Linked DNA regions of Homo sapiens: region 1 is linked to region 2. Evidence: read pairs that join two places in POLR2A ChIA-PET (ENCODE). Cell type or tissue: HepG2. All regions are shown on one strand.

Evidence for each region. Peaks named below come from ENCODE experiments on the same cell type or tissue, not always from the same donor. Only the 100,000 strongest peaks of a DNase experiment are listed, where the experiment ranks them.
Region 1: POLR2A ChIA-PET joins it to region 2 with 7 read pairs; 1 of 35 experiments calls an interaction of 5 or more read pairs at or near these places.

Annotation. Positions count from the first base shown.
Region 1 is chr19:44,620,213-44,622,712 of GRCh38, forward strand. The region is part of intron 1 of IGSF23 (immunoglobulin superfamily member 23); the gene reads left to right. Among named protein-coding and RNA genes, the nearest start is that of IGSF23, 7.9 kb to the left of the region's middle. In HepG2, no CTCF peak of the experiment used is centred here; a DNase peak (open chromatin) is centred at 1,354.
Region 2 is chr19:44,945,015-44,947,514 of GRCh38, forward strand. It overlaps APOC4 (apolipoprotein C4), which reads left to right. Exons shown (of 3, transcript NM_001646.3): 3 at 126-482. The coding sequence ends at 291. APOC2 (apolipoprotein C2) reads left to right here and starts at 1,037. Exons shown (of 4, transcript NM_000483.5): 1 at 1,037-1,061. It overlaps APOC4-APOC2 (APOC4-APOC2 readthrough (NMD candidate)), which reads left to right. Exons shown (of 6, transcript NR_037932.1): 3 at 126-1,061. In HepG2, no CTCF peak of the experiment used is centred here; a DNase peak (open chromatin) is centred at 977; H3K4me3 peaks cover 1,747 bases.

The sequences.
Region 1 (2,500 bases), 320 kb before region 2:
GAGCCAAGACCATGCCACTGCACACTTAGAACCCCACTTCTGCACAGAGGGGTTTTTACTCCCCTCCCAGAGAATTTATGGACCGCTGAGGTTCATCCATCTGTATTTCTGTGATTTGATGACTAATTTTGTGTGTGTGTGTGTGTGTGTGTGTGTGTGTGTGTGTGTGTGTGAGATGGAGCCTCGCTCTGTCGCCCAGGCTGGAGTGAAGTGGTGCGATCTCGGCTCACTACAACCTCCACCACCCGGGTTCAAGCGAGTCTCCTGCCTCAGCCTCCTGAGTAGCTGGGATCACAGGCGCCCGCCACCACGCCCGGCTAATTTTTATATTTTTAGTAGAGACAGGGTTTCACCATGTTGGCCAGGCTGGTCTCAAATTCCTGACCTCAGGTTATCCACCTGCCTTGGCCTCCCAAAGTGCTGGGATTACAGGCGTGAGCCACCGGGCCCGGCCTGAAGGCTAATTCTTCTAAAGGCCTGGCTCCACACCTTCGCCTATGCCATTCTCAGTCCGAAGGGCCCTTTCTAAAGAGAGAGGTTGCAGGAACTCACGCTCGGTGGTGCAGGCTGTGTGGCCAGAACTCCCTGGATCAAATCCCTCTGGCATCTGTTATGCCCCTGAGTCCCTGCAAAAAAGTAACTTTCTGTTTTGCACTTCAGTTTCCCCATCTGTGCAATGAGGTCATAGTGGAACCTACCTCATAGGGTGACTGTGAGGAGTAAGTGAGTTAATCAGTGCTAAATGCCTACAACAATGCCTGACAAAGAGCAAGTAAATGTTAGCCCTGGCCAGGTGCTATGGCTCACACCTGTAATCCCAGCAGTTTGGGAGGCCGAGGTGAGAGGATTGCTTGAGCTCAGAAGTTCGAGACCAGCCTGGGCAACATGATGAGACGCCCATCTCAACAAAGAATTTAAAAATTAGCCAAGCCTGGTGATGTGCGCCCATAGTCCCAGCTACTCAGGAGGCTGAGATGGAAGGATCCCTTGAGCCCGGGAGGTTGAGGCTGCAGTGAGCTGTAACCTTGCCACTGCACTCCAGCCTGGGGGACACAGCAAGACCCTGTCTCAAAAAAAAAAAAAAAAAAATAGCCCTGTTTGTTTCAAAGGACTTGACTTCTTTGAGCCTTCCTTTTCTCATCAAAATGGGAATAAGGCCGGCACGGTGGCTTACACCTTTAACCCCAGCACTTTGGGAGGACAAGGTGGGTGGATCACTTGAGCCCGGGAGTTCAAGACCAGCCTGGGCAACATGGTGAGACCCCATCTCTACAAAAAATAGCTGGATGTAGTGGCGCACGCCTGTAATCCCAACTACTCTGGAGGAGACTTTGAGCCCGGGAGGTGGAGGTTGCAGTAAGCTATGATTGCACCACTACACTCCAGCCTGAGTGACAGAACAAGACCCTGTCTCAAAAAAAAAAAGGAATAATAATAATTACTTCATAGGATTGTTGTGAGGATTAAATGAATAAATCCAGTGGCTTTCATGAGAAATGCTTTTCACATCATGTCCAGTATATCCCACAACTAACCAAAAGGCAAGTGTAGTAACAGTTATTACTATGAGTAATGCTCTCTGATGTTTTCTATAATATTTCTTTTCATGTTTTGAATGTTGATCACAGTCTACTAATGATTTAGACACCTGGGCATGGGTCTCGCATGCAGTATAACAAGCCATGGATTAACACGTGTGCTTGGCTCACAGTAAGAGCCCAATCCATGGCCGGGTATGGTGGTTCATGCTTGTAATCCCAGCACTTTGGGAGGCCGAGGCGGGTGGATCACCTGAGGTCAGGAGTTTGAGACCAGCCTGGCCAACATGGTGAAACCCCATCTCCACTAAAAATACTAAAATTAGCCGGATGTGGTGGCGGGTGCCTATAATCCAGCTATAGAGAGGCAGAGGCAGGAGAATTGCTTGAACCCAGGGGGCAGAGGTTGCAGTGAGCCAAGCTCCAGCCTGGATGAAAAAGCAAAACTCCGTTTCAAGAAAAAAAAAAAAAAAAGAGCCCAATCCAGGTGGCTGTTATATTGCCTCTTGTTTGTACACCTAGTGGGCTCTTTCTCCTCCTTCAAGGCTTAACTCAGACACCTCCTCCAGGAAGCCTTTCATGAGGTCTCTGGTTGTGCTAAAGTTCTTTTCACTTATAACATTGCATTGAAATCAGAAATCAGCTCTAAGTGGAAGTTCCCAGCACAGTCTGGGAGTTCAAATCCCAGATGTGTCCCTACTAGACCACGAAGCCTGGCCCTAATGAGCCCCAAACCTCAGAGCCTTTCACCTGAAAAATGCAGACAAGAAGTGGGGACCTCTTGGGTCACCTCCTCGCTGGGCTGTTTCCACTCCTCCAAACTTAAAGTCAAGTTCTCACATGATAGCCAGAGTGAGCCTGTTCAAACCTAAGCCAGCTCACGTCCCTCCTCTGGGCAGTCCTCCCATGGGTCCTACTGCACTCAGAGTCAAAATCAGAGTCCTCACCCTGGCCCAGGAAAC
Region 2 (2,500 bases):
CTGGGAGGAGTGGAGGGTTAGAGCTGAGAGCAGGAACTCCTAGGTCACAGAGAGGAGCGGATAAATGGGGCAGAGAACACCTGGGGAGAGCTGGGGCCTCCACTGTGATGTCCTCTCTCCTGTAGGAGCCCGAGCACCTTCCGGGGCTTCATGCAGACCTACTATGACGACCACCTGAGGGACCTGGGTCCGCTCACCAAGGCCTGGTTCCTCGAATCCAAAGACAGCCTCTTGAAGAAGACCCACAGCCTGTGCCCCAGGCTTGTCTGTGGGGACAAGGACCAGGGTTAAAATGTTCATAAAAGCCAGGTGTGGTTGTGGCGGGTGCCTGTAGTCCCAGCTACTCAGGAGGCTGAGGTAGGATGATGGCTTGAGCCCAGGAGTTCGAGACCAGCCTGGGCAACACAGCGAGATCTCTTGGGGGTAAAACAAAAAGAAAAAAAAAAGTTCATACTTCTCCAATAAATAAAGTCTCACCTGTGTCCCTGTCTGGATCCTTCCCCAGTGTGGCCAGAAAAAAACCCACCCCACTGCCTCCCAGGAATCAATGAGTAGAAGAGGTGACACCTGATGGGGAAGGAAGAGTAGGGAGGTCGGGAAGGGTATCAAGGAATAACACCCTATTGTGGGCTTGCGGAGAATGGGGGACTTCAAGGCGTGTCAGTTTCAGGAGGGTGAGGGCAGGAGCGTGGGTGGAGTCAGCAGGTCCCCATGATGGCCCTCACTGAGAGCTTCGCCCTTGTCTCCTACAAGCTCTGACTCCATTCCCAGTGGGCACCCAGCACCTCCAACCCCTCCACAGCCCCCAACCCAGCCTCTGTCGGAGGCGAATTCTCAGAGTGAGGGTTCCCTGTCACTTGAGAGAAGGTTCCCTGTGACGTGACCTTGGGGGACGTCATTGCCCTTTCTGTCCCCACCCACCCCCTCCGCAGTTCTGTTGGCCAGGACTTTGGCCTAGACAAAGGATGGGGGTTGTGGCTGTGGAGCGGAAGTGGGTCTCAACCACTATAAATCCTCTCTGTGCCCGTCCGGAGCTGGTGAGGACAGCCTGCCAGAGTCTGGTAAGAAAGGGACTCAGGGTGCGGGGACAGGGGGGCGTCAGCAGGGAGAGGGCAAAGATCGATAAAGCAGGAATTTTAAGAGGCACAATATTAGAAGCCCGTGTTGGAACCATGACTGTGTGTGTGTGTGTGTGTGTGTGTGTGTGTGTGTGTGTGTGTGAGAGAGAGAGAGAGGGAGATGGAGTCTCGCTATGTAGCCCAGGCTAGACTCAAACTCCTGGGCTCAAGCAATCCTCCTGCCTCAGCCTCCCCAGTAGCTGGGACTACAGGTGCACCACCACACTCCACAAATCACAGAATTTAGAACTGTAGACTATTTGAGCTTCTGCTTAGAGTTAGGGTGGCTGAGGTGGGGAGGATCCCTTGAGCCCAGGAGTTTGAGGATGCAGTGAGCTGTGATCTTGCCACCGTGTTCCAGCCTGGGTGACAGAGAAACCCCATTTCTAAAAAAGAGAAAGAAAAAGGGATAGGTACAATGGCTCATGCCTGTAATCCCAGCACTCTGGGAGGCCGAGGCGGGTGGATCACTTGAGGTCAGGAGTTCGACACCAGCCTTACCAGCATGGTGAAACCGCATCTATACTAAAAATACAAAAATTGGCCGGGTGTGGTAGCATATGCCTGTAATCCCAGCTATTCCAGAGGCTGAGACAGGAGAATTGCTTGAACCCAGGAAGCGGAGGTTGCAGTGAGCCCAGATCGTGCCACTGTACTCTAGCCTGGGTGACAGAGCAAGACTCAGTCTTGGCGGAAAAAAAGAATGAAAAAATTTAAAAAACTAAAAAAGAACTGTAGGCTGGGCGTGGTGGCTTACACTTGTAATCCAAACGCTTTGGGAGGCCAAGGCAAACGGATCACTTGATGTCAGGAGTTGGAGACCAGCCTGGCCAACATGGTGAAACCCCGTCTCTACTAAAAATACAAAAATTAGACAGGCATGGTGGTGCATGCTTGTATTTCCAGTTACTCAGGAGGCTGAGGCAGGAGAATCGCTCGAACCCGGAAGACAGAGGTTGCGGTGAGCCAAAATTGCGCCATCGCACTCCAGCCTGGGCGAGAGAACAAGACCTTGTCTTGGAAAAAAAAAAAGAATTGTAGACCATTTGCTTGTGTTCTTTCTCCGGGGATCAGATCTCACCCTCTTTCTGCCGTACTTCCTCATCTCCTACGTGTGGATGATGATATTGTGCCCTGTGCATGTTCTTCGTCACCAAAAGTGCCTCTCTCATAGAGCAGGTGAGAACTCAGTGAGGAGATGCAGGGACATGAGGTCTGACTTAGGGCAGAGCCCTAAGGTAACACATTTGATCTACTGTAGGTCCTTAATGGTGTCTGCAGAGCACCTCCCTGCACTGACTCAGCCTTAGCAAAGGGCAGAGGCTTTGCTGTGTTCCCTGCTGGGCCCAGAACTGTTTAGGTGCTCAAGAAAGCCTTCTAGG